3 separate regions of the Homo sapiens genome follow, and all the other regions are linked to region 3. A link is an interaction called in ENCODE POLR2A ChIA-PET data of the cell type or tissue named here. Cell type or tissue: MCF 10A. All regions are shown on one strand. Each heading gives the region's core, and the rest is flanking DNA. Links, peaks and the distances in the headings are about the cores only. Region 1 has its middle 190 kb from the start of EPM2A-DT. Region 2 has its middle 170 kb from the start of EPM2A-DT. Region 3 has its middle 250 kb from the start of EPM2A-DT.

Region 1 (7,805 bases), core at 1,189-6,188, 61 kb before region 3:
CCAAGGTAGTGTCTGTGGATCACCACACACACATTTTCATCATTCCTTGGGTCTGAGTCCTCTTGTTGTGTAATTTGCCCTGAAGATTCTTATGTTATCTTTCAAGGTTATTTTCTGTTCAATAGCAAGAGAGAACTAAAAGTAACAGTTAGGCAGATGTCAAACAGATATAGTTGTCTCTATTCATCAAGGTAGCCTATACAGTAAAAATGTGTAACATAATTTTACAAGGTATATATTATTCAATCCAGTACACAGAGCTTCAGATCCTGTTCATTTAGATAGAATCTATATTTTGTTGTTTTTCTTGTAGAATGTGCTTCCATGTACACCCAAAGGCTTAAACCCATAAAAGTTTCATTATGATGCACATATTGTGTGGTCAGCTGATGCACTTTGCTTATCATTGGGGATTTTTGATTGAATATCTGCTCAACATAAATGTGGCCACTGAACTGTAGTGACCAGAGCCTGGAGTTACTGGAAAACCCAGGAGAAGTCTCAGAAGAAGGAGAGCCAGAGTTAGTTTAGTGTAGAGGGACTAGAAAAGACCAAGGAGATGGAGTGGGTACAGTACATCTGAGGGGAGAGGGCAGAGGAAGGCTTAGTGGACAATGCTTTCCAGATTTTGAATTTGAAACTGTTGAAAAGTTAACCAGAATAGAGGTTAGGATGGGTTGTGAATTTTGATAGAAAGTTGATAGGTTTGGTTTATTTATAGCTGTCAGCAAGTCCAGGTGAAAATGTCAGCAGAAACTGCAGTATTCCAGCATGGTAACCAGGCTACAGGGCAAGAATGGAGAAGGGAACAACTGGTTGAGTATTTGTTTATGCATACCTGATTTAGCCTTGCAAAGTAGAAATTATTATTTTATAGAGTAAGAAAGGCTCAACAAGATTAAACTATTGACCTACACAGCTACTAAATGGCAGAGCTAAGATGTAAACACAGGGCTCCAAATTCTAAACTCTTCTGTTTTAGTATACAAAGAAGTATTGAAGGGGTAAAATGAGGAGGGAAGATCATTGAAGGAAAAATGTATACAATCTTATATATGGGAATATAGGAATCTGTGTCTATATGTCTATATCTATATTATTTTACTGCCTTAATTCATTCCATAAATATATGTTTCAGTGTTTATTATGACAAAACACTGGAGATAAGAAAATAACACACTCCCTCAACTAAACACTGTTTCTACAATCATGGAGCTTACATTTTAGCAATCATGACAATGATTAGACTACTAAATATAAATTAATTACAATTGTGATGTGATGGTTAATTTTAGGTGTCAACTTGACTGGTGAAGGGATACCCAGAGAGCTGGTAAAGGATTATTTCTGGGTATGTCTGTGAGGCTATTTCTGGAAGAGATTGAACTTTGAATCAGTGGATTGAGTAAGGAAGATCTGCCCTCACTGATGTGAGCAGGCACCATCCAATAAACTGAGCACCCAGATAGAACACAAAGGCAGAGAAAAGGAAGAACTTTTTTTTCTTTCTCTCTCTCTCCCCCAAAGCTGGGTTACCTATCTTCTTCCACCTTCAAATATCAGAGATCCAGATTCTCCAGACTTTGTACTCTGGAACTTGCACCAGCAGCTTCCCAGGTGCTTAGGCCTCAGTCTCAGATTGAGTTACAGTGTAGGCATCCCTGTTTCTCAGGCCTTCAGACTTGAACTGGGCTATGCCACTGGCATCCCTAGTTCTGCAGCTTGCAGATGACAGATAGTGAGACTTCCAGCCTCCATATTGCATGAGCCAATTCCCCTAATAAATATCCTCTCATATACATCTACATATCCTATTGATTCTGTTGCTCTAAAGAACCCTGACTAGCACATGTGATAAGAGCAATAAGGGAGAATTAGAAGGCATTCAGAGAGTATTTAGCAAGCAGACTCAACATCCTTGGTCAAGGAAAATTGAGAAAGTGACACCCTTCAGATCTAAGTGTACGCGAAGAAAAAGGGAAGGAAAGTTGTTACAGACAGAATGAATGTCATAAGCAAATAGCTTAGTTGGGAAAGAGTTTGTTATAACTGAAGTTAGTATGGCTGGAGCTGGGAAGTAGAGGAGAAAGATCCTAAGAGGTGAGGTAGATGCAATGAGCAGCTCAGCTCGGGTCCTGCAGGGCTCTATAGGGCACATTTATTGTAATGGTAGTGAAGCCATTAAGGTGGATGGGGAGAGGAGTGACATGTTTATTTAGATTTATTTACTTAAAAGAACTCTCTGGTATGACTTGGGGAAGAAAGAATAAGTAGTGTGGTGAACTGTATTATCACTTCTAATTCTGAACTTCTTTCACAGTTATAGAATGATAGATCCTTACTTTTGTGACTTTGCATCCTCTCCCACTATTTTACGAGGAATATGTTTCCTCATGTACTTGATGGTAGGTTTGGCCATGTGACTTGCTTGGCCAACGGAATGTTAGTGGATGTGACATGAGCGGAGGCTTTAGCTGTGCTTGTATGATTTGACTTGGCTTCTTGACTCTGCACAAGTCATTAGAAGAGTATGCCCACACAGCCACTGGTCTAAGGATGAAACATACAGCAGACCTGAACTAAGCCAGCCCACTGACCTCAAGTGACAAAAACAAATGGTGGTTGTTGTAAGCCACTGAGATTTCACTGCAGCTCTTTCTAAGTAATAAGAGTGAATGTAAGGAGGAAAATTAGTGGTCTAGGAAGAAGATAATGGTGGACTGGATTATGATAATGGTAGAGGTGATAGAAAGAACTGCATAGACTTCAGAGATACTTAGGCTTCACAAGTGATAATGTAGAAGATTTATTGAATGTGGAGGTAAGGGAAAAGGCAATGCCAAGATGGTATTTTAACCAAAGATCCTAGCAATGTTGTTCAACCTTATGATTCTAAACACAACTGAATATGCTTAAAGCTTTCAAGTGATACATGTCATTTTGTCTGTGATTATGAAGATTGTTATTTTGGTGAAAAAAGTTAGTCAGGGGTCCTACCCTGGGAACCCACACAGGAAAAGAGCCAAGCTGCTGAGCATCTACTATTTCTCTCCAAAAAAAGCAATACTAGTCCAGGCTTCAGAAGACCTGTTGCCGGTGGGCTGATCTGAGCAAAAGCCACTCCTTTTGAAGTGATTCATCATCCTACATCCTGCTATGGCTTCAAGGTTGCCACAGATATACCAGTTTCTGCTGTTAAAAAGCACTAAACCTATCACTTTTATTAGGAAGAAAAAAAAACCAATTTATAATATTTTAGTACAGGATGTTTGTCAGGCTTTCTGCCTAACGCACACTTTGTGACTGAACTTGGATCCTGAACTTGATAACCTGTACTCTCCCCACACAATTTACCAATTAGTTCTGGGTAATTCTGATTGCTGGCTATTTTGCTTTTTCCAAGGAAGCAGTGAACTATGTTCTGTCCAATGTTACTGAGCTGAGAGCAGCATGGTTTTTATTAATAGAGTGAACAAATAAATGTCAGCAGCCCAGTTATTGAGAAAATGGGGTTGCAAACTGCAAAAAATTCACAAACCCAGGTGGAGTCTGACTCACTCTTTCACTGACTTTGTCCTCTGCCAGCAGCCAATGCGGCTTAGCAATCTGTGAGCAGCAAGCTTGCTGTGGCCTTTCTGATGGAGGTTAGGGAATCAGACCCACTTCTGACTCATTCATCAGACAATTCAGCCTGTTCAGTTTGATTTTCTGGGTTCTGCCTGCTGAATTTTCCTCTGCCAGACTTAACTCTAGCTTAATAATTTGTCCATTTTCTTTCAGCAGAGCTCAGTCACCATGAGACTGACCAGAAGCTTTACTTTTTCTCATCAATTTTTGTCACCAAAATTAGGAAGATTAATTATAGCTAATTGTTAAATAAATGTCTTCAGAAGTTGGTAAAGTTGAGAAATACAACATCCCATTTTGGCTCCCCACGTTCAATGTTCCTTTAAGATTTCCAAGTGAGCCACTAACAAGTCCCAAACTGTACTGGAGTGTACATCCATCTTTTTCCTTTCACAGTTCTTGGAAATCTAGGGGGAAAATGGCCCAGTGGAGAGAAAGGACATGACAAAGACCAATGTAATGAGTGGTCTGGAAAATCTACAATCCATGTAATCAATACAGTCAATGTCTTAGTATTCAGGAGTTGCCTGGAATATATTCTTAATATCCACATTTCTCCCATATCCTGAAGAAACCCCTTCTTTGATGAAAAACTAAATATAAAACAAATACTTTTTTTTCTTTAAATTATTAAAGACCCTGTTTTGATAGAAAAAGCAGGTGATTTGGAACCAGTAAACTTTATTTTTTTTTCTAGTTCTACCAAAATTAATTGTATGGCCTTGGGCAAGTCGTTTAATGTTTCTGAGCTGCAGAATTCTCATCTGGAAAATGAGAAGGTTTTTTGGGTGACTTCCATCAAGACCTTTTTTGACAAGAGGCTATGTTCTCCATTCTATGGTTTGGCGTTGACACTGGCCTAGATTTATTATTTTTATAATGCTATTTTTGCTTGTGTAGACACCTTTCTGGATTCACTAATCATTCTTTGAACTGATGGTAATTTATTTTGACTGTATTGATTACTGTAAGTGCCATTCATTCTTCGTGATTAAGAAAAAAAAAGAGCATCCTTTGCTTCTATTCTGTTTATATCTTTTTTAAGGCCATATTGCTCATCTTTTTAATCTCATAAATCTAATATAGCAATGAGAATTGGTGAGAAATGCAAACATAATGAACAAAACAAAATACAAAAACGAAAGGAAGCTGGCTGTGTGCAGTGGCTCACACCTGTAATCTGTAATCCCAGCACTTTGGGAGGCTGAGGTTGGTGGATCACCTGAGGTCAAGATTTCGAGACCCACCTGACCAACATGGAGAAACCCCGTCTCTACTAAAAATACAACAATTAGCTGGGAGTAGTGGCAAGTGCCTGTAATCCCAGCTACGCGGGAGGCTGAGACAAGAGAATCACTTGAACCCAGGAGGCAGAGGTTGCGGTGAGCCGAGATTGCACCATTGTACTCCAGCCTGGGCAACAAGAGTGAGACTCCTTCTCAAAAACAAAACAAAACAAAACCAAAAACAGAAAAAAACAGAAGGAAGCAAACAAACTAACAAAAAATAAAGCCAAGTATCATAGACTAAAGAATCCAAAACAACATTTGACTGTCCAGAGGGGACTAACAAGGGTCCCTGGCTTCAATTACCTACCAAATGACATCAGGTGAATATGCTCTAATTGGCTTTATGAAAAGTATTTCATTCCCTGACTATTTTTGGCTTTCAGTAAAATGTCTTTGCCTCAGCAGTTGACTTTGTTATATTCCAACATCTTCTCATACTATTTTCACCTGCATATGTTTTTTAAGCTGCCCCTTTCCTGGACATCTTGAAGGACACTTCAGTCAGAATTGAAGATGACTTTGTATAGCCCCCAATCCAGGATGCATGACTGTTCACTCATCGCTGAAATCCACTTGTCCACCAGGAAAAGGCAAGCTGTGTCAGCATGCCATAACTTTCTTTTTGAAGAGGAAGAAGAGATGAATCTGTCCAGTTGTTATGGCAAAGGGAATTTAGAAAGGTGGATGCAAGCATCCCACATGAAATTTGGGAAGCAGAGAAAAAAGATGGCCTTCTGATCTTTAACAGTGCTTTTCATGGTGAAGAAATATTCAGAAGCTTTAGTGCCTATATGCTCGTGAAGACATAGACTTTTGACTTTCTAACTCAATGTTTTCCTTTCAGTTATGTTTTATATTGTAGTCTGATAATGTTTTCTACTAATTGCACATTGGTCTCCAATTCCTTTCAAACAATTCTATGCTTTATTTGAGAAGCCTTGCCTCTTTTTTTTTTAAGCATCATCTCCTCATATGTAAAAGTGAGGTTTTAAAAAAAAGGTAAGAAAAATTATCCAAAAATCGACATATTACTTGGAAATGTATAATGTTCTGCTATATAATTTTCTGTGCCTTTCAAGGTACAGAAATCAATCAGAGTTCTATGTCATTTGGGCGGATTCCTGTGCACAAGAATTTTTCATAATATATCAAAATTAAAGATACTCATGTTAATTTGTCTCATATCTGCCTCTGGAGGATCCTCATCATTTTATGGCCATCATTGCAAGTATATTCTTCATTCTGCTTCATTCAGTCATTAAAAACATCTCTTTAGTATCCACAATATGACAGATAACCGTGCCAATGCTGAGAATACAAAGATGAAAATTCAGGAATTCTTGACTCGTTTTGACACCTTCAATTGGCAACTTTGGAAGCATTTGTTGAAAATGAGGTAATGTACTTACAAAATCATTAATTTTTTTAAAGTTGAACAACATAGATTGTTTACATACAAATTTGCTTTGAGAAAATTTCAGCTTGCTGGGTAAAAATAACCCAAAGTATTTTCATTTATTTAAATGGCTTACCATTAATGATTTATTCCAATATAGAACACCGATCATATATATATATATACACACACACATATATATACACATATATATGTATATACACACACACACAAATTGGTGTTTTTTATATATATACACACACATATATAATTATATATGTATGTATGTTATATAATTATATATTTACACATATACTTGGTACACACACACACACACACACACACACACACACAGATATATATATTCCCAAATAGTTAAAAAGTTATTTTTAGTTCTTGATTAAACTGTTTTCATACATGCTTTTTTCTGGGTCACAAGACATCTGCTCACATCTTTAAAATTAGGGGGAAAATGGAATGCGTGCATGTATGTGTGTGCATGTGTGTATGTTAAAGAGTATTGCATCCTCACATACAATTGAAAAGGCTGCCAGTTCTGCCAGTTATAGGCCAAAATTTATATTTGGCTTTGAATTACTCATTCATTTTGTGATGAATCAGAGATGAGAACAGATTTAGCATAATTATAGTTACTCAATATTTTAATACATCCTTTTAAATGGAAATGGAAGGTAATTTCTATCATATACACCTGTCCTCTAAGTAATTTAAATTTTGAAGTGATTTTAGGACTCTGAATTTACCACGCCCCTAGTTTTTGATCTTTTTCATTTTTGTAAAATGTTTGAAATTTGTTTTCTGAAATGCGTCTTTACTAGTAAAAGACAAATTTCCCTAAAAAGCAAAGTATTTTATTCTTTACTTATCACTGAGTTCAGTTCAAACTTGACCAGAAGTCTAGGATTGGAGATTCATGCTTTGGTTCAGAGCTGAAAATGTGCAACGGTAAGATCCTTTCCTGCTCTAGGATTCTAACATACATATGAGAATCCCTGGTGTCATGAAAAAAATTTGTTGAGGTTGTTATTGGGTTAGCGATTCACACCAAGTAACAGGGGAAGGGAGGTGAGTAGTGCTGAGGGGAAGCAAAGATAACTTCTTCAGAACCAAGTATGGGGTCTTCTTCCCTCTCAGGGGTTAAAGTAATTTTGGCTCAACCCAAGCTGAGATCTGAGAATTCAGAACTCTTTCACAGCATCAGTAACTTCCAATGTATTCTTTCCTTGTAGTTTCCTTTCAGTTTTTTTCCACCAGTGTTTTAAAGTTCAGTTTATTAATAGAAAGTTTGAGATACAGCAAGGGCAACAGATCAGGAGACAATTGTCATTGAAAAGATAGTTTGTTGCTCACTGTTCTCAAGAGGAGGGGGCATGGTGCCATGGGGGCCACAGGAGAAGCACCAGGGTCAGGCTGGAGGCAGACACGGCGGGGGTCACTTTAGGCAAGAGCCTTTATTGTGGTTTCTGCTGGAA
Region 2 (7,805 bases), core at 1,281-6,280, 77 kb before region 3:
CTGCTCATGCTGTTGGGTGGAGTTCTCTGGACCTCTCCTGATTTTGAATGCTGCCTAATTCATAAATCCTTTTGCTCAAATAAACTCTGTTAATTTTATTTTGTCTGCAATTTTTCTTTTAATGTACATACGTATGTAGATATACACAGGCATATAGATGCATGTGTATATATATGAACACATGTATGTATTTATATATGATATTTGAATATATACAGTTAGCTTTCTGTATTTGTGGGTTACACATTCATGGATTCAATCAACTGCAGATTAAAAATATTTTTTTTTAAATTGCGTCTGCACTAAACAGGTACAGACATTTTTCTTGTCATTCTTTTCTTGACAATGGAGCATAACAACTATTTACCTAGCATTTACATTGTATTAGGTATTATAAGTAATCTAGAGATGATTTACAGTAGATGATAGGATATGCATAGATTATATGCAAATACTACACCATTGTGTATCAGAGACTTGAGAATCCACAGATCTTGGTATCCTTGGGCATCCTGGAACCGATTCCTCAGGGATACCAAGGGAGAACTGCATATATAAAGTGTACTTAGTTTACTACTCAAATGTATATATGTTTTCCCTATATTTATGTTTAATTATTTATTCAGTAGCCATAGAGTGTTGTGGTCACTATGGTGAGGGTGGGGGTGAGGTGGGAAAAGTTTTGCAGAATTCCAAAACCTGTCCTAAACTTTAGGCTAAACTCTTTGGTGCAAGAGAGTTAGGTTTATCTGGGTACACAATCTCAAAATAAATAAAATAATGTTAGAGACATTCATTCCATTGATTTGTCTCTTCTTCCTATTTGACTGTATGTAGATATCAGGTTTTATCAAGCTTGCAATAAAATCCTGATTTCATGTCAAGCTACCAGATTTTAATGGCTTTCTATTGCACTTACCATGAAATCCAAACTCACAGCCATGACTCAGTGAGCCCTGCATGCTCTGGCCTCTCTAACCGCATCTTCCTCTGCTTGCCAGATTCCCACCACTCTGGCCTCTTTCTGTTCCTCAAACATTCAAGGACTTTCACCACCGTGGGCTTTTGCGTGCATTCCTTTTGTCTGGGATGCTCTTCCTCTAGTTCTTTCATCCTTCGGTCTCAACTAACATGCCTCATTGGAACAAGGAGTCGAACTGCATTTTTTTTTATGTTTAACCAAGGACAGCTTCAAGTCCCACTCCTCTGGGCAAGCCAATAAGAAAACCGGCACATTCACTCCACACAGGTACAGGGGAAATGTCGAACCATACAGCCCCAACCACACCTGGGGACCCTTGCCTGGGCCCCACCCTCTAACTGCAACACAAAATCAAGCCACATCCTTCTTCCTTTTCTCAAGCCGTTTCAGATCAGCTCGAGTGTCTGCCTTGCTCTCCACTGAAAGCCTCTTTATGTGAGTAAATAAACCTTTTCAACCCTCTCAATGCCTGTGTGGCTTCATCCACATTGAAACCAGTTTTGAGTAGGACGTTTGATCTCACCTTCTATGGTGCAAGCAGAAGACACACCCCCTCAGACAGGCCTTCTCTACCAATCAGCCTAGAACTTTGCTCACATTTTCCTGTCTCATCACCATTTTCCAGTCTCATCACCATTTTCCACATCATAGTCTTCAAAAAAGTCTTTTAACACTTCAATGTGCCAGCACTCAGCCTTTCCATGGAGTGTAAAACTCTAAGAAAGACTTCGAAGCAGCAGAGTCCTTGGGTCTAAAGAGATCATGCAGACAGGAAAATGGTGTCACAGAATAACTAATGTGGGCAGGGGACTGGTGGCCTCCCCAGACCTGAATTCTACATCAACTCAGGCCCTCTTCATGACTCAAGTTGAATTTCCTTTCAGTCTGGTCCAGAATTAACTTGCTCTAGAAAAGAAATATATGTGCTATTTCTTGCAGACTTGAGTTTGTGGACTATTATTTAATACCTGCTACTCTAGTGATTTATTTAATTTATTAAATTGGCATGATACTCAATGCTGTTATTCATCCTTTGGTATTTGTTTTGTCTCACCCCAGCTATACCAAAGGCTCCTGAAGAACTGTAATCTTTTTTTTTCTTTTTTGGTGTAACATGTCTGCATCTTTTATAGGTAAATAAAATGTTTCCAGAAGGACATTTTAAAACAAAAAAAGGAAACAACAATGCATTGCATACTTCAAAATTGTTAAAAAGTAGATTTTAAGTGTTCTCATTACAAAAAACTGAAATGGCTATGAGGTAATGCATATGTTAATTACTTGAACTGAGCCATTCAACAATGTATACATATTTTGTCTTTTTTTTTTTTTTTCCTTTTTGTAATCAAAAGAAAGCTAGTTTTTTTTGCATTTTTTTCTTCAAAAATGTATATTTTTTGGAAAAATTTAAGTTCTGGGATATATGTGCAGAATGTGCAGGTTTGTTACATAGGTATACATGTGTTGTGGTGGTTTGCACCTATCAACCCGTCATCTAGGTTTTAAGCCCCACATGCATTAGGTATTTGTCCTAATGCTCTCCCTCCTCTTGCCCTCCACCCACCGACTGGCCCTGGTGTGTTTGTTGCCCTTCCTGTGTCCATGTGTTCTCATTAGAACTGTGTAATTTCAGATCTTAGAATTTGCAACATGTAAACAACAACCAGGTTTCTGCATGCAGAAAAACGAGAAACGCTGTCTGATATAAAGACTTTAATTCATCTCATGATTATCACTGCCCTCACAATTGATTTATTTACTGGGAAGTAGTTCATGCATTCAATCATGCAACAGTTACACAGACAAGAGAAGATACGTGTCACAGAATGGGAGAAAAACAGTGGGCCTATTGTTAGGGGTTGCCTGACTCATGGCTATCATTTATAAGAATAGTTACCATTTGTGTGTCCTTAATAGGGTAGGGCTCTGCTGCAGTCTTCCCTTGTTTTGTTCCAGTGCTGTATGTTGGCAAAATGAGAAATGCCATTTCAAATTCAAATATACAAAAGTCTTCATTAATAAGGCAGGAGACAAAACTGAATATAGAATATTATTGTACAGTCCCGAGCTACCTAGAAATGGGGATGCCTTCTGAGAATGTGTTGTTAGGCTATTTTGTCATTGTGTAAACATCATAGAGTATACTTACACAATAGCAGATGGTATAGCCCACTACATACCTAGGCTCTATGGTGTAGTGTATTGCTCCTCGGTTACAAACCTGTGCAACATGTAACCACAGGCAATTTAAACACAATTGGTATTTGTGCATCTAAACATAGAGAAGTTACAGTAAAAAAAAAAAAAAAGGTATAAAAGATAAAAAATGGTTATAGCTGTATAGGACACTTACCATAAATGGAGCTTGCAGGACTGCCCCACACAATTTAGGGTGTGGAAACATATACTACAGTATATGTACTATATAAATTTTGTAAAATGTAAAAAATTCCAAATTACAGAATAAATCTGTCCTTAAGATTGATGCACCCTGTACATTTTCTTAAATGAACTAGTTTTATGGTAACAATAGAAACATTTTTAAAATCAACACACAATGATAAAAATAATAATAATTGGTTATTAAAATAATTAAATAATAAAGTGTCAGCAGAATACAGTGGCAGATGTGCTTCACAGAGTTTACAAACTTTACAGGATAGGGAGCTATATGGCATGTTTGAAGCATTGCTTTTTGATACCTGACATCCCTTTATTCATTAAGCAGATAAGCACCTCATATACTCATAGTACTCAAATTACTAAATTACTAAAGTTACTTGGAGATGGTGAAAAATCACACAATTGTTTCATAAAGTTTCCAACCAGATATTAATTAACTGGAAATTAATTTGTATAGCATGATTTAGATGTCGATATGGATTTTGCCAGGGTTAGCAAACTCTGGCTTGTGGTCCAAATCCTGCCCTTCACCTATTTTGGTAAATAAGTAGCCATGCCTATTTATTTACATACTGCTTTTGTGCTGTGAAAACAGAATTGAGTTTACCTCGCTTGCAGAGCCTAAAATATTTTCTATCTGGCCCTTTACAGAAGAAATTTGTTCACCCCTGATTTACAAATTTATTTGAATATTCCCTAATTAACTGGAAAAATAAGTTCCAGTTTATTATATGATAAATGCTCTATGACTCATATGCTATGAGACATTTCTGATGATTGGATTTCCTAGAAAAGTGTGGATTGCATCGAAAAGATTCAAAATTGGTGGAATATAGCCTAAGCAGAAATGATTTACTGAGAGGAGAATTATCATTGAGGCAAATTGTTCATTCTATGTGGATTTTGCTGCTGACCTCACTATTGCCCTTCTTGGTGATTTCTGAGGCCCAGGTCTACCCACAGCACCTTGCCACTGCTTGTCCAAGTACTTGATGTGAAGAAGAACCTGGCTGAATGTACTTTAACATTTGAGAACTTGCCTTCCTGTTATTATTGCATGTTCAACTTCAACGGCTTATGGTACCTGTGAACCTCTCACTGAAACAATTGAACCAAGCCAAACTTTTTTTGTTTAATCATTTCATAACTACTTAGATTACAAAACAAATCCTGGCTTTATGAATTGTGCATCTGAAGAGTTTGGGTTATGTGACCACAGAAAGCAGAGTGTGCTTACTATAATTGTTGGGGAAATCAGTCTTAGATAATTTAGGAGGGTGGGGAGGGTAGGAATTAGCATCTTACAAAGTTGGTATCAATTAGTTTACCGTAGTGATTTGGTGTTTACGTGTTAATAGCACCATTTTAAAAAAAAAAAAAAAAAAAAGGAGAAAGTATTATTGGAAAGGAGCCATCCATAGGCAAAATTGTGAAGAAGAAATTTTCTCTTTGTCTCCACTTTACTGTCATTTAAAAAAAATTTATCTTTTCTGGGGGTAATTGTTTACTGACATTAATGATATTAAAGATAACTGTAATAATTATAAATAATTTAGTCTCTATCCTTTATTTGTTAGCTTCATACAGGCTTATGCTATCTTTAATTTTCACACAGTCTGCTATTTTGATAATAGAAACCAAGTCTAAGAAAGGAAATTGGCCAAAATCACATAGTCAAGAAGTGAAAACTAGGATGAACCAGGATTTGTTTATTTTTGCAAATCCTCTGCTCTATTGATTATTGGCTTTCCAGGACCTATAGTCCACTCAGTTCTGGTCTGTTTGGATAATGCCCTAGGCTCTAGGCATTGCCTGTTCACCTTCTCTCTATTTCCCATCATAACCACCCTCCAGATAGATTCCTGATTGTCAAGGATGAGATAAACTAAATCACCCTAGGAATGACTGGGATTGATTCACTTCTATATTTTATACAAAGTTACTGATGATCTCTTTTTACTAAACTATTTTGCCTACCTCTGGAATTGTGAAAATGAAGACAACATCTCTGCCTTCAGACAGCTCCTGGCTCACAGACATATAAACTGGAGAAATAATGACCATCTCTCCTCTCTGGTAAATCCATTTTACCAGTCACAGAGTTGTAATGATGGAACTTGATGCACCAGCCCACCAGCCTTATAAAAGCATAATAGAGGGGTGGAGGTGGGGAAAAGGGATGGTCCAGGGAGGGCTAGGAACTGTAGCAACAGGCTTTGCTTCTGCATAAGGCTGATTATATTAGAAAATGATCCATTTTAAGCAGTTACCGTATCTACAACATTAGTAACTTGGGCTTTAGTCATCTTATCTCTTATTAAAGTCTAAATTCTGATCAAAAATTGGCAAAGGATCTGAATAAACATTTCTCGAAAAGCACGTACAAATGGCCAACATATACATGAAAATATGCTCAAAATCACTAATCATCAGAGAAATGCAAATCAAAACCACAATAAGATATTACTATATACCTCATGAGGGTGCAGGGAAAAGAAAACCCTTGTACACTGTTGGTTGGAGTGTAAATTAGTACAGACATTATGTAAAACAGTATGGAGCTTCCTCAAAAAATTAAAAATAGAACTACCATATAATCTAACAATTTCACTTCTGGGTATATATCCAAAAGAAATCAGTATGTCAAACAGATATCTGCATTCCCATGTTCATTGCAGCATTATTCTCAATACCTGTATTAGTCAGTTTTCACACTGCTGATAAACACATACCCGAGATTGGGTAATTTATAATGAAAAAGAAGTTTAATGGACTCACAGTTCCATGAAGCTAGAGAGGCCTCACGATCATGCCCCCAAACTGTTCTCATGGTACTGAATAAGTCTCACGAGATCTATACCCAACATATGAACTCAATCTAAGCTTCTATCCATAAATGAATAAAGAAAATGTAGTATATATAAATAATAGAATACTATTCAGCCTTAATAAAGAAGGAAATCCTGTCATTTGTGACAACACGGATGAACCTGGAGGACATTATGTTAATTGAAATAAGCCAGGCACAGAAAACAAATACTGCATGATCTCACTTATATGTGGAATCTGAAAACATTGAACTCATAAAAATAGAGAGCAGGTCAGGGAACCACTTATGGAAAAACAAAGGAATAAAACCTCTGCTGGTTACCGGGGGCTGGAGAGGCAAGGACGGTTTGGGGAGATGTTGGTCAAAGGATACAAAATTTTAGTTAGGAGGAACAAGTTCAAGAGATCTATTGTACAACATGATGATTATAGTTAATAACAAAATATTGTGTTCTTGAAAACTGTTGAGACAGTAGAGTAGTTTTAAGTGTTCTCACAATAAAATAAGTATATGAGGTTATACATATGCTAATTTTCTTGAATTAGCTATGATGCAATGTATACATATTTCAAAACAACATGTGGGCACACAGTAAATATACACAATTTCTATGTGTCAATTTAAAAATAAAATGATAAATAAAAATTCACATTTGTTAATTTTGTAGGCTAGTAAGTTATTTCTCTTCAACAACATGTAGAATCACAATTTTGGTAAAACAGAAGGTAACATGACCCTTTAGTCTTGAGATTTTATCTGTTTCCTATTATCTTTTCTTTATTCCTTCCTCTTAAAAAATTTTCCATTTTTTATTTTTCTCCATTTTTATTTTTATGGATTTAGGGGGTACAAGAAGAGTTTTATTACATGGATATATTGCATAGTGGTGGTCTGGTCTTTTAGTGTAACTATCATGCAAATAGTGTACATCGTACCCAATGGGTAATTTCTCATCCCTCACTCTCTGCTTCTTGCTATTTCCTTGCAGTTGAGCTTATATTTCAGCCAATGGTTCTGTGGAACTTCTGTCAGAAAGTGAATTGAGAAGTTACTCTCAAAATATATAATTTATGAATTGAAATACTGAATAAAACACTCTTGCGAAGATATGATGCTTGAATATTTAGAGATCTTTTGTGTGTATATAGTGAAATATGCACAGATAATCTGCTAAAATTGCTCTACTTTTATTTTCTGTTTTGCCATGAATGCATCATTTCACTGCAGATAGAATGGAACCCATGTCTAACATGAATTGTTATGAGCTGAAAGTCTTCTGACTTGCTTTTTTTACATGATCGTGTATGATATTTCCATATATACACCACCAAATTTTCTTAAATAATTGCTACAAATAAATAAAACTACAAACACACTATTATTGTAAATACTTAAAATATGTTCAAAGACAGAATGGAAATCAGAGACATAAGCTGTTATGTGATATGGTTGCATATATTTTTAATGAGAGGAAGGTCAGCTTTTCTCAGCAAACAGGTGATGGTCACTCCAAAGAGAATACTACCTTGGGAATAGAAAAAGATGAGCTGAGCACTTTAAGGTGGTCTGCTTCTCAAAGTTTTCCAGGAA
Region 3 (7,805 bases), core at 1,661-6,660:
GATGCTGGCGATGTTGCAGAGAAAAGGGAATGCTTATACACTGTTGGTGAGAGTGTAAGTTAGTTCAACCATTGTGGATGACAGTGTGGCGATTCCTCAAAGACCTAAAGACAGAAATACCATTCTACTCAGCAATCCCATTACTGGGTATGTATACAAAGGAACATATGATCCATATGTTGTAAAGACACATGCACACATATGTTCATTGTAGCAATATTCACAACAACAAAGATAGGGAATCAACCTAAATGCCCATCAAGGTTAGACTAGATAAAGAAAATGTGGTACATATAACCCATGGAATACCATGCAGCCATAAAAAAGCATGAGATCATATCCTTTGCAAGGGCATGGATGCAGCTAGAGGCCATTATCCTTAGCAAACTAATGCAGAAACAGAAAATCAAGTACAACGTTCTCACTTTTGAGTGGGAGCTAAATGATGAGAACACATGGACACATAGAGGGGAACAACACACACTGGGGCTATTGGAGGGTGGAGGGTGAGAGGAGGGAGAGGATAAAAAGCAACTAATGGATACTAGGCTTAATAAGAGGGTGATGAAATAATCTGTAAAACAAATCCCATGACACATGTTTACCTATATAACAAACCTGCGCATCCTGTACACGTACCCCTGAATTTAAAATAAAAGTTAAAAAATAAACTCTTATACATATGTAATGTGTAATAGTATAATAGAATATTATTCAGCTTTAAAAAGGAGAGGATTCTTTCATTTGCCAGAACATGGATGAATCTAGAAGAATAAATCAGACACACAGAGAAAAATACTGCATGATTTTACTTATATGTACAATCTTAAAAAATAGGGTCAAATATATAAAGATAGCACACTGAACCACAATAAAACCGTGGTTAGCGGGTTTGGGGGAGAAAAAAGGGAGAAGTAGGTCAAAGGATACAAAGTAGAAACTATGTAGGATGAACAAGTCCCGAGATTAATGTAAAATATGATGACTCTAGTTAAAAACAGTGTATTGTATTAGGGATATTTGCCAAATGAGTAGATTATAGCTGCTCTTGTCATAGCAGAGGAAAAATAGCTAACTATATGAAAAGAAGAACATGTTAATGTGATCTACTCTAGTAATGATTTTACTATATAAATGTATGTTATAACATCATGTTGTAGCCCTTAAATATGCATAATAACATTGACTTAAAAATAAAAAGATAATGTTTAGAGGTGAGTATCCTTAGCACCTCCCACCTCAAGTACCTGAGAAGAGTCCTTCTGGGGTGACCTTCATCTGCAGCCTGCTACAGCTGGCAGCTTTAGCTTTACCTTTTGGGGCAACCCCTCTGGAAGGTTCTATTTGGAACTCTTAAGTATTGGCAGCAGTTGCTGCCCTGGTCTACATACTAGTAGATGCCTAGAAACTCTCAGCCAACCCACAGCTCACAGCATGAAATTTCTTGGCTTTGGTTTGGCTGTATCCTCACCCAAATCTCATCTTGAATTGTAGCTTCCATAATTCCCACATGTGGTGGGAGGGACCTGGTGGGAGATAACCGAATCATGAGGGCAGTTTCCCCCATACTGTTCTCATGGTAATGAATAAGTCTCACAAGATCTGATGGTTTTATAAGGGGAATCCCCCTTTACTTGGTTCTCATTCTGTCTTGTCTGCCGCCACGTGAGACGTGCCTTTTGCCTTGCATCATGATTGCGAGGCTTCCCCAGCCACATGGAACTGTGAATCCATTAAACCTCTTTTTCTCTATAAATTACCCAGTCTTGGGTATGTCTTTATCAGCATCATGAAAACAGACTAATACATATTTTATTTCTCTCATTGCAAGGGCAGAACATCCCTTTTTTGCTTTAAGGTTAACCCAGGCTTCCATGCTCTGAATTTCATCACTTATCCTCTGTCCCAGGACCAACACCTCACTCCATGTGACATTTAATCTTCTGTAGGTATTTTCAACCCTGTTTGCTTCCTTCCCTGCGGTTTGTAGTTCATTCACTTCTCTCTCTGAAGTGCTGCCTGAATGCTATCCTCTCCCACCCCCTGCCAGTAAAGGCCAAGAGTTTCTGCTTTTTGTCTTCATGCTCTGGCTTCAAAACTCACTCCCACTCAATTACCCACCACTTCACTAGTGATCTCATGGAGCCCGAATCTGGTTTATAGTTATCAGAACATGTTGTAGAATAATATCTCAGTGGCATTTGATGTTACTATGTCCTCTTTTGAAACTTCTCCTTGATTTTCCATGACACTACTCTCACCTTGTTGCCCCTCTTCACTCTCACCATTCCTTCTCAGGCTTTATACATTTTTCTATTGCAATTTTATATACTGGCCCAAAATTGGATCTCAGGCAACTTTCCATTCTCAGGCTATAATGTGTGCTGGGGAACCCACTGTTTCATTGGTTTTGTGATAGTACCTTAGCATGTGGGAGAGAGCTGAAAGGGAATTTCTAGCCAATACCTCACTCCTCAATGTTAGTATATATATATAATATATATATATATATTTTAATGTCATTAATCAGACATCTATACCTGAATACCAAAATAAAACAAAAACAATAAAAATAAAAACCAGAAACTCTTATGCCATATATTTAAGTAATTAATTATATGAAGTGGACTGCCTTAGTCTTTATCACTGGATATAGCCAAGCAGAAGATAGGCAGCCATGACTTGGGGATATTATAGAGAGGGTCCAAATATTGAATGTTGAATAGATCTTCTTTAAAGTCTCATAAAACCTGAGATACGATGATTCAAATAACATTTATGTGGACATGGTAAATGCAAGACATTTTGTTTTCGCATATTTGTTTTTATTAATCCTCTGAACAATCCAGTGATTTATGTCTGTCTTTTGCATGATTTAAAGGGATCCAGCAGTTAATATATTTGTCCTATAATTACATACAGAATGTAGATGGCAGAGCTGGGATTTGGAGATTATGTCTTTGACTCCAAACACTATACCTTTCACATACTAACAGATGATTCTTTGGTATGTATATATGTTATTTCTTCAACAGGATTGTTATCTTTTTGGGGGTGGTGAACATGGATCTTCAAAAAATTCTCCAGAATACCTAGTCCATCAAATAAGTGCACAGGCAGATCTAGGTTTCATGGGGACTAAAGCTCATAAAATATTTGGGGTGCTCTTTTAGAAAAAAAAACAGAAAATCATGAGTATACCTTCTAAGGCTTTGTTTGACAGGGGTCAGTATATTTAGGGGGCCTGAAACCAAAGCATAACTAAATGTATTACAGGACTGAAAACTTGCTACCTAAACACAGTTGTCTGCATCCTAAATCATTACAGAAGAACAGCAGAAAATCTACTTACTATTCAGAATTACTAAAATAGAATTTTCAGCTGTTTCTGATCAGGGACATGATACTCTGGTGGTTTCTGAAAGAACCAGCCTATTCATCTAAAAGCTGAATTCTGTCATGTAGCAAGATAGACATATCTTTTTAAATTTTTGCATGGTGTTGTAAGGTATAGCCTGCTCATTAGAAAGATATATTTGTTAGATGTATTAACTTCTTAATGCTTCTTCTCCATCTCAGACAGACTTTTAGAAACCCAAGTAGGGCTAGGGTTCGTGAGGCAAGCCTCCAGTGAGCAGAAGTCATTACTGAATGTGTGAGATACCTTGGCAACAAACTAGAGATGAAAGGCTTGATCATGGTGTTAGCTGAAACAGCATGACAGATAAATTGGGTACAAAACAAAGAAGTGATTGAGAAGCTAGTGTTTTCAAGACTGTTGTGTGGAATTATGTGCTTGGGCATCCTTGTTTAACACCACAGCTTGTTCTTGACTAATATGAAATTGCTTTCTCTTCTCTTGAGTTCTGATTCAAAGTCACCCTAAAGCATAGCAACACATTTTATCTCTGGATGATTCACTTCCTCAACAGTATGAGGTTGTTCTAGTCATTACATTTAGGTAAGAGAATAAATGAAATAATATCATCAGTTACATTTTAGTCTTCAGGGACATGGCAGATTGATGATTTACCTCCTTAAATTCTAACCTCAAATATAAGAGGCTAAAAAACTGAGTAAGTTTCCAGCTTTGTTTTAAGCAGGGAGAAAACCAAGCTAGCTGTCTTTGTTTCAGAGAGGTATAGAAACTCTTCCATTTATGATGACTAAACATTAAGTGAGCTACCTGTGTTTGTTGAAAGCTGAGTAATGCTGGAGGAATTCAAACATGGACTAGCTAGACACTTGGCTTATGTGCTACAGAAGATTTAATTGAATGCTTGTCAAAGCTACTTTTAACTTTAGGAGGTAGGTTTAAATAATAAGGGCTATTTCATGCTAAAAGACACTGTTTTGATTTTTAAAAAATAAAAAAAAAGAAAGAAACTTTGATGAGCTTACATTCGCCCATTTGCTTTTCTCATTAACATCGTGTCAATACTGTGCCAGTGTACAGAAAATAAATTGATGAGGCCTACGTTAACTGAGAGAATAATTGATCCTAAGGTGTGTGTCAAGACAACAAACAGTTTTATTTCTTTTGGAGCTGCATGCACAGCCAAGTACTCACTCAATTCAGGAATTTCCTTTCATGCTTGCCCTTGAAGCTGTTCTTTAAGCCACAGAAAAAAAAAAAAGAATAGCTATAATTTAAGACATAAATAATCAATGCAATGAAACAAAGAGTATGGCTGAGTGACAAATAGAGAGCCAAAAGTTGACTGTAGTTGTTAATGCTGATCTAAAACAGAGATTCGTAAAGCAAAATGGGTTCTCGTTGTATTTTCTATCATCTGGCTTCAGTAAATTTCTGCTTCAAGTAGCTGAATGTTGCCATTTTTTTCTGAACAAAGGCTTCTCTCCAAGCGCATGTGAGGTTTTCATGCATTATGCTTACTAATGGCCCAGTCCTCATTTTGTCCAAATAAAGATTACATAGAGTATCTTTTTCATTTTACACTAGCAGCAATTACTTTTATTTAAATAAATAGAGGCTCTTTATTGGTATCCATGGACTGTGATCAAACATACCACCTTTTAACAGCTTTTATTGTCACCTACATGCTGTAATAAAAAGTAGATCAAGCAAAAAGAGCTCCATTTAAAAAATCATCATATATTCCAGGCACTAACAATGACCATTATATTCACTATGTAGAAGACATTTTTTACTTCATTGCAAACTATTGCATTTTTCCAGCATAATTTCTTTTAAGCCTTAGTGTTAAAGCTGGAAAAAATTGCTGAGTGGCATTCTGTTAACTAACGATATAATTTATTATCATTGCCACAACTAATAGTGCTACTGAAATCACAGTGAATCTGAAATTATCATTTGCAAATTCTGCACTGCTTTTATTTTTCAGGAGAAAATGTAAATGTGCACACAAAACACAGAAGAACTCTGTTAGTTGGATGTTTGTAGTTCCCCTGAGAGAAAGAGAATAAGAAACATGTTTGTCAGTTTCTTATGATGCCTTTTTTTACAGGTAGTGTAGATTTTTCTGTTGAGTCAGGCATAAGATTTGCTTCTAAGCATTTGTATGATTGACTTAGTGAATGACCATGGTTTGGTCCTTATTTATGTATTCATCCAAATATGTTGTTTATGGTTTCACTAAATTATCCTTAAAGAAACTACAGCATCAGACTGATTTCAACCTAGAGACTATATGTACACATTTTCTGTTAGAAAAATAATGGATCTTAATATTTTAATAATGACAGTATGTATTAGTTATCATTTCTATATAATAAATTATCACAAAACTTAGTGGCTTAAAATAACAACAAGTACTTATATCCTACAGTTTCAGCATGTCATGAATTTGAGAGCGGCTTGGCTGAGTGGTTCTGGGTCAGGGTCTCTCCTGAGATTGTAGTCAGGTCTTGGCCTGGGCTGCAGTTATCTGAAGACCTGACTGGGGCCAGATGATCCATTATCAAGGTGGCCCCTTATAGTTAACTATAACAATTAGGCTACTAAATTAGCATCCCTGATGAGCAAAACCTAGCATTTAATAAGCTCATCAAGGGCAGCTACCGGTAATGCTTTCCCTGAAGCAACAATCTATTTTATCCTTGAAATAGTGTGATATTTAGAAACCGATCATTTTGGACCTTCCCTTCTGGCAGTATGGCAGAATAAATTTTCTGAAAATTCTCCAGTTTAAAAAACAAACAAATGAAAAATAAACTTTTATTTTGGAACAAATATGCCTTTTAATTTATTTTTGGTTTAAAAGTAAAAAATAAAGGAAATCTTTGAGGGCATCCTTCTCCACTATCCAAAGGATATAAAAGATTAGTGAACAAAAAGCAATCACAGAAAGCCCCAAGGTTGCCCTGAGGGCAGTTGTTTTTTTTCTGGTGCTACCATCCATTGGGAGATTAAATCCTGTGACAGTTGAAGGTGGAAATGCTGATAGTGGAAATTCTTCATTAGTCCACACAACTTTAAGGGGCTAGATTGTTCCCAGCTCACAAATGCTCTTAACTTTCAAAAGATGCAAATGCAAATTTTCTTTGGCCCATGCAACTCCAGTTTAGACTCATAGGTTTTCCACATAAAAATATCCAATTATGAGCTCATTATTAAAGATCACCAAATAAACAAGGAAATAAGCTGCCATGAAGAAGAGTTACCAGAAATAATTGCTAATACATTTAAACCCCAAAAGACTTAAGATTAGAATTACCCATAGTTGTAAAAGAGATATTTAAAGAAATAGGAGGAAATCATAAAAATAAGCAAATGACAATAAGCTATCAAATATTGTCAGATACAATTGAAAAGATTCATTTAATTAAAAGGTCTATCATTTTGATATGTGTATGTCTCTAAGTAGCCTCAAGATATAGTAAGGAAAAAGGTAAATTGGACTTGATTGTACAAGTCAAACACTTTTGTACATCACAGGACATTGTGAAGAAATCGAAAAGATAACCTACAGAATGGGAGAAAATATTTGCAAATCATATTTCTAATAGGGAATTAATATTCAAGATATAAAAAGATCTCTTACAGCTTGTTAAGATTTGGGTTTGTGTTCCTACCCAAATCTCATGTCTAATTGTAATCCTCAATGTTGGAAGGGGGCCCTGGTGGGAGATGATTGGATCGTTCTTGTGATAGTTAATTCTCACAAGATCTGCTTGTTTAAAAGTGTGTAGCACTTCCCCCTTCCCTCTCTTCCTCCTGCTCTGGCCATGTAAGATGTGCCTGCTTCCTCTTCCACCATGACTGAAAGTTTTCTAAGGCCTCCTCAGCCATGTTTCCTGTACAGCTTGTAGAACTGTGAGTCAAACCTCTTTTTTTTTTAAATAAATTACCCAGTCTTAGGTAGTTATTTATAGCAGTGTGAACAAATACACTACTGAAAAACAAAGAGACAGACAACCCAATTAAAAACTGGCAAACAATTTAATGGTATATTTCTTGAAAGAAGATATATGAATGGCTTATAGTCACATGAAAAGATGCTGAGCAATACTAATCATTACGAAATTGAAAATCAAAACTACAATGAGATACCACTTTGCAACTACTGGCATGGCTATAATTTTCTTTAAAAAAGAAAATAAAAAGTGTTGGCAAGGATGTGGAGGAATTGAAATCCTTGTATGTTGCTGGTGAGAATGTAAAATGGTGCTGCCTCCATGGAAAATAGTTGGTGGTCCTTCAAAACGCTAAACATGGGATTGTCATATGACTCATCAACTCAACTGCTAGGTAGGTACCCAGAAGAATTGAAAACAGGGACTCAAACAGATATTTGTATGCCAATATTCATTGCAACATTATT

The links. ChIA-PET counts read pairs that join two places held together with the same protein. Peaks named below come from ENCODE experiments on the same cell type or tissue, not always from the same donor. Only the 100,000 strongest peaks of a DNase experiment are listed, where the experiment ranks them.
Region 1: POLR2A ChIA-PET joins it to region 3 with 6 read pairs; 2 of 35 experiments call an interaction of 5 or more read pairs at or near these places.
Region 2: POLR2A ChIA-PET joins it to region 3 with 5 read pairs; 2 of 35 experiments call an interaction of 5 or more read pairs at or near these places.

What each region holds. Positions count from the first base shown.
Region 1 is chr6:145,540,039-145,547,843 of GRCh38, reverse strand. It overlaps a transcript of EPM2A not described here. Among named protein-coding and RNA genes, the nearest start is that of EPM2A-DT, 190 kb to the left of the region's middle. In MCF 10A, for the core only: no CTCF peak of the experiment used is centred there; a DNase peak (open chromatin) is centred at 3,603.
Region 2 is chr6:145,556,640-145,564,444 of GRCh38, reverse strand. It overlaps a transcript of EPM2A not described here. Among named protein-coding and RNA genes, the nearest start is that of EPM2A-DT, 170 kb to the left of the region's middle. In MCF 10A, for the core only: no CTCF peak of the experiment used is centred there; no DNase peak of the experiment used is centred there.
Region 3 is chr6:145,479,698-145,487,502 of GRCh38, reverse strand. It overlaps a transcript of EPM2A not described here. Among named protein-coding and RNA genes, the nearest start is that of EPM2A-DT, 250 kb to the left of the region's middle. In MCF 10A, for the core only: no CTCF peak of the experiment used is centred there; a DNase peak (open chromatin) is centred at 4,192.